Linked DNA regions of Homo sapiens: region 1 is linked to region 2. A link is an interaction called in ENCODE POLR2A ChIA-PET data of the cell type or tissue named here. Cell type or tissue: PC-9. All regions are shown on one strand. Links, peaks and the distances in the headings refer to the core of each region. The heading gives the core; the rest is flanking DNA. Region 1 overlaps CTNND1 (catenin delta 1). Region 2 overlaps MED19 (mediator complex subunit 19).

Evidence for each region. Peaks named below come from ENCODE experiments on the same cell type or tissue, not always from the same donor. Only the 100,000 strongest peaks of a DNase experiment are listed, where the experiment ranks them.
Region 1: POLR2A ChIA-PET joins it to region 2 with 9 read pairs; 18 of 35 experiments call an interaction of 5 or more read pairs at or near these places.

What each region holds. Positions count from the first base shown.
Region 1 is chr11:57,783,288-57,786,197 of GRCh38, forward strand. The region is part of intron 1 of CTNND1 (catenin delta 1); the gene reads left to right. The region is part of intron 2 of TMX2-CTNND1 (TMX2-CTNND1 readthrough (NMD candidate)); the gene reads left to right. Among named protein-coding and RNA genes, the nearest start is that of CTNND1, 23 kb to the left of the region's middle. RefSeq lists an enhancer at 969-1,469. In PC-9, for the core only: no CTCF peak of the experiment used is centred there; no DNase peak of the experiment used is centred there; H3K27ac peaks cover 905 bases.
Region 2 is chr11:57,701,225-57,704,134 of GRCh38, forward strand. MED19 (mediator complex subunit 19) reads right to left here. Exons shown (of 5, transcript NM_001317078.4): 5 at 2,486-2,882. The coding sequence ends at 2,814. Among named protein-coding and RNA genes, the nearest start is that of MED19, 9.5 kb to the right of the region's middle. In PC-9, for the core only: no CTCF peak of the experiment used is centred there; no DNase peak of the experiment used is centred there.

The sequences.
Region 1 (2,910 bases), core at 164-2,663, 82 kb after region 2:
ACAAACAAACAAAAAAAAACGTGGAACATCAAGTGGAGGTAGGGCGGGGTACTTAGACTTTGGACTCTGGTATAAGCACTGATAAGAAGCCATAGAAAGGCCGGGCTCACGCCTGTAATCCCAGCACTTTGGAAGGCCGCGGCGGGTGGATCACGAGGTCAGGAGATCGAGACCATCCTGGCTAACACGGTGAAACCCCGTCTCTACTAAAAATACAAAAAATTAGCCGGGCGTGTTGGCGGGCGCCTGTGGTCCCAGCTACTGGGGAGGCTGAGGCAGGAGAATGCTGTGAACCCGGGAGGCGGAGCTTGCAGTGAGCCGAGATCGCGCCACTGCACTCCATCCTGGGTGACAGAGCGAGACTCCATCTCAAAATAAAAAAAAAGCCATAGAAAATCTTGACAAAATATATTTCTTTGATTTAGAAACAAAATGGCAAGTTTGTTTGTGGTTGAACCGGAATATTTCTTCAAATTTGGGGTCAGGTGCCAGTTAAGGCAAATAAATGCCTTTTAGGTATCTGAAGGGCCCCTTTCTGGCTTGAATGTTATGTAATACAGTTCTGTAGTGTTACAGGTGCTATATTTTGTTGATTAGTATTCTGCAGTAGGAGGCTTGGTATGCTATTTATTTATTTATTTACGTATTTATTTTTGAGACAGGGTCTTACTCTGTCGCCCAGGTGGCAATGTAGTGATTGTGGCTCACTGTGGTCTGGACCTCCTAGACTCAAGCAATTCTCCCACCTCAGCCTCCTGAGTAGCTGGGACTACAGTGTGCACCACCATGCCCAGTTAATTTTTGTAATTTTTTTGTAGAGGTGGGGTTTTGCCATGTTGCCCAGGCTGATCTTTAAACTCCTGGGCTCAAGTGATCTGCCCACCTTGGCCTCCCAAAGTGCTGGGATTACAGGTGTGAGCCACTTTGCCCAGCCCAGTGTGCTTTTGAAAAAAGCCCTTTGCATTCCCTAGAATGGCTGGGCACAGTGGCTCATGCCAGTAATCCCTGCACTTTGGGAGGCCAAGGCAAGAGGATTGCTTGAGCCCACGAGGTCCATGCTGTAGTGAGCTGTGATCACACCACTGCACTCTAGCCAGGGCGACAAGAGCTAGATCCTGTCTCAAAAAAAAAAAAAAAAAATTCCCTAGAACGACATGGAAATGGAGTTTTGCCTGTCATTGTTTTTAGATGGAGAGCATAAATTTGTGACACTCGTTTTGTTGTTGTTGTTTTTGAGACAGAGTCTTACTCTGTCATCCAGGCTGGAGTGCAGTGGCACAATCTCGGCACACTGAAACTTTTGTCTCTTGAGTTCAAGTGATTCTCCTGCCTCAGCCTCCTGAATAGCTGGGATTACAGGTGTGTGCCAACATGCCCGGCTAATTTTTTTGTATTTTAAGTAGAGATGGGGTTTCACCATGTTGACCAGGCTGGTTTCGAACTCCTGAACTCAAGTGATCCTCCCATCTCAGCCTCCTAAAGTGCTGTGATTACAGGCATGAGCCGTGGTGCCCGGCCATGACATTGGTTTTGATTTTATAATGAATAAATAGGAAGAAAGGAGGAGAGCTGCCTTTGAGACTGGCTCTGAAGACAAAATTATTTTTGCAAAAACCCAAAGATTGGTGAACTTCAGAGTTCACATAGGCTATGGTTTTATATATATTAGCTCATTAAAACTAAACCATGAAGAGTAATAGAAATGGAAGCTTACAGGGGTTATAACTTTTCCAAGGTCTCCTAGCTAGTTTTTGGAGGAGCCAAGACTTGGACCCCCAGTCTTTTGACCCCTAATCTGGAGTTTTATTTTGTTTTTCCCTCTAAAAGTGAATAATTCCTGTAGTTTTCAGGTCTGCTGCAAATGAAAGAGGGGAGCCTGGGGAGGCTGGTTTACAAACTTCAAAAACTCCACCAACCACACCCAAGCTCTAGTCCCTGTAGTAGTAACAATATTACTGGCTTTCTGTGCGTCAAGACATTTTTCTAAGCACTTTACATGAAATGCCTCATTTAATCTTCACAACCACCCTGTGTATTTTTATTCCTCCATTTTACAAAAAAGGAAGCTGCAGTTTCGAGTGGTTGATACTTTGCCCAAAGTCATATAGCTAATAAGGATAGATCTTATACTTAAACCCAGGCAGATAACAAAGCCTATACACTTAACCTCTTAAGAATCATAATTCCAAATTGTATTTCTTTAGTCAGTTTACAGTAGAAGAAATCATTCCAGGGACTGTGCTATTGGTAGGTGATTTTTTTGTGTGTGTGTGTGTGTGGGGTACTGAGTCTAGCTCTGTCACCCATGCTGGAGTGCAGCGGCATGATCTCGGCTCACTGCAACCTCCGCCTCCCGGGTTCAAGTGATTCTCCTGCCTCAGCCTCCTGAGTAGCTGGGATTACAGGTGTGCACCACCAAGCCTGGCTAATTTTTTATTTTTAGTAGAGACGGGGTTTCACCATGTTGGTCAGGCCGGTCTCAAACCCCTGACCTTGTGATCCGCTCACCTCGGCCTCCCAAAGTGCTGGGATTACAGGCTTGAGCCACCACGCCCGGCCGGTAAGTGATTTTTTTGTTTTTTGGACCTCCTATCTGGTTAGCACTGTCTAGTTGTTTGGTCCTTCTGGGTATTTGATTTAATTTAACTTCTTTTGGTTGGGAGTTCTTACAGACGAGACTGAGTTTTTATCATTATCATTGCTTGGATGAAGGATCTTTACTATGGACTATGGACTCTGGGTAATAGCAGGAATATCTTTCTAGTGTGGGTGGGATCCAGTAATGTAGGACTTAATGGCTTATTGAGAGTAAAACTAGGTATTCTCAGAAAATCTAGTCTTAAGGGGGAATAACAAGTTTCACTTTATGTTTCCTCAACCCCCTGACTTCAGGAATTCTTTGATTTTTTT
Region 2 (2,910 bases), core at 256-2,755:
GGTGAACGATCTCTGGTGGGAAGTTATCAGTGACAACCTCATAAACTTCTCTGGTCCCAGCCCATCTTTAGGCAAGACTATAATGAAATTAGCCACTTAACAACTAAAAAAATAAAAAAGAGACCCAGTGCGGTGGCTTATACCTGTAATCCCAGCACTGAGGGAGGCTGAGGCAAGAGGATCACTTGAGCCCAGGAGTTCCAGACCAACCTGGGCAACATAGAGACTCCATTTCTAAAAACAACAGGTCCTGTTTTTATTTGGGTGATTTAATTCAAAAATTCCTGAAAAAAGGTCTCTTGAAATCACCAAAACTGCTTGTTATTTGAAAGCTTAGAGAACTCTTAAAAGTTGTTTCTTTCAAGAGACAGGGCCTCATTCTGGTTGCCCAGGCTGGAGGGCAGTGGCACAATCAGATCACTATATCCTCAAATTCCTGGGCTCAAGGGATCTTCCCACCTCAGCCTTCTGTGAAGCTAGGACTTACAGTTGCATGCCACCATGCTTAGCTAATTTTTTTTTTTTTGGTAGAGATAGACTCTCAACCAATTTTGCCCAGACTGATCTCGAACTTCTGGCCTTGAGCAATCCTGCCTTGGCCTCCCAAAGCATTGGGATTACAGGCATGAGCCACCATGCCCAGCTACAGTTGTTTTTTAATACAGGATTTAGTCTCTGGAAAGTAAAGCTAATTTTGGAAACAGCCAAAGGTGACATAGTAACAGGTATGAAAGCCTGTTGAAGGCAGGTTAACTAGATATCGGTGTCAGTTCAATTAGATATATTGCATTTTATTGGACAAAAGCTGTGCTCTAATTTTAAATAGGTATCCTTAGACACTAAATCTCAAGCAGTTGACCAGAGCCCTTTAATTACTCAAAATTTAAGAATATAAGCTCTTAGCCGGGCGTGGTGGCTCACGCCTGTAGTCCCAGCACTTTGGGAGGCCGAAGCGGGCTGATCACAATGTCAGGAGATCGAGACCATCCTGGCTAACACAGTGAAACCCCATCTCTACTAAAAATAACAAAAAACTAGCCTGGCGTGGTGCGGGCGCCTGTAGTCCCAGCTACTTGGGAGGCTGAGGCAGGAGAACGGCGTGAACCTGGGAGGCGGAGCTTGCAGTGAGCCGAGATCACGCCACTGCACTCCAGCCTGGGTGACAGAGCAAGACTCCGTCTCAGGAAAAAAAAAAAAAAAAAAAAAAAAAAAAATATATATATATATATATACTCTTATTTGGGTGCAGTAGCTCACACCTGTAATCCCAGCACCTTGGGAGGCTAAGGCAGGTGGATCACCTGAGGTCAGGAGTTCAAGACCAGCTTGGCCAAAATGGTGAAACCCCGTCTGTACTAAAAATGCAAAAATTAGCTGGGCGTTGGTTATGGGTGCCTGTAATCCTGGCTATTTGGGAAGCTGAGGTGGGAGAATCACCTGAACCCAGGAGGTGCAGGTTGCAGTGAGCTGAGATTGCACTACTACACTCCAACATGGGCGACAGAGCAAGACTCTTTCTCCAAAATTTAAAAAAAAAAAAAAAAAAAAAATATATATATATATATACAAAAATTAGCCAGGTGTGGTGACGCACACTTGTAGTCCCAGCTACTTGGGAGGCTGAGGTACAAGAATCACTTGAACCCAGGAGGCAGAGGTTGCCGTGAGCCGAGATCATGCCACTGCACTCCTGGGCAACAGAGCAAGACTCTGTCTCAAAAAAAAAAAAAAAAAAAAAAAAACCCAGCAAACTCTTATTCTGAAATCCTGGATTTAAACCAGCTGAATGAGTGGTTTTCCACCCACTGATTCAGGAACAACCTTGGCTTTCACGGCAACAGATTTTAACTGTGTTAAATTTAAAGTCAGATTACATTAATTCAGGTTTTCTCATGGATGTTTTCAGTTACCTAACCAGCTGGAAAAACTAAAAGTGTTTTTTGTTTTTGTTTTTCACATTTTGATGGTTTAGGCTACATTTTGTTGCTGTTTTAGAAATGTTTTCACATCAGCTAAATAACTTTATTGTCTTAACTAAGGACCGAAGCAGGTCAAAAGTTCTTGTAAAGAGAAGGGAAGCTTTACCTTTGCTTGCCAGAAGTTCATCTCAAAAGATCACAGGCTTCTGACCTAAAGAACCAATCTTGTTGAAACACATGGGTGACTGTCCATGTGTTTTCAGTTGGCTATTCTCTTTCGACACAAAATTGACCTAGAATACACTGTTGAGCCCTACCTGGATCAGCTCTTCAGATGGAGCCTGAGATCACCGAGGCGCTTGGTTCTCAACATAATGGGCAGAGTGTTACGTGTCTGCTGTGGAGTATTAGTAAGCTTGGGTCACTTTTCATTTTGGTTGGTTCCCTGCCTGCTAGTGAGATCATGTAATGACAAGACCCAAATCCCCTCAAGTCTTAGGAATGCCTTGTCTTAAATCCTGATTCACAGAAAGGCACATACCTCTTAACAGGCAGTCACACTTCAGCCAGTTTGATAAATGTAATTTTTTTTTTTTTAAAGAAAACACAGAACAAGTCCTAAATCAGACAAATTGCACAAAAGAGAGAGAAGAAAATTGTAAGCTTCCTGGGAGAGGAAGAGATGTCCATGAGAAAACCAACTGGGATGAGCCTACAAAAGCATGTCCCTCTCTCTCCTAATTTACTTAGTCTCAACTGAGCCCAACAGGAGCTGGCCTCTGTCCCAGCTGCAGGATGCTCCCAAGGCAGTGTCCAAGAGCCTGGAAGGCAGCTTTTATCAGCAGGTTCAGTACAGCAGGAAAAGCCATCCTGGCAAAGAGTCCAGTGGTCCTATTAGCGTAGGCTGCTGCTGCTGCTGGCCTGGGAGCTGCCCATACCTGGGTGGTCTGGACTATGTCGATTCTGGGGGAGAAAGAAGCAGGGTAAGAAC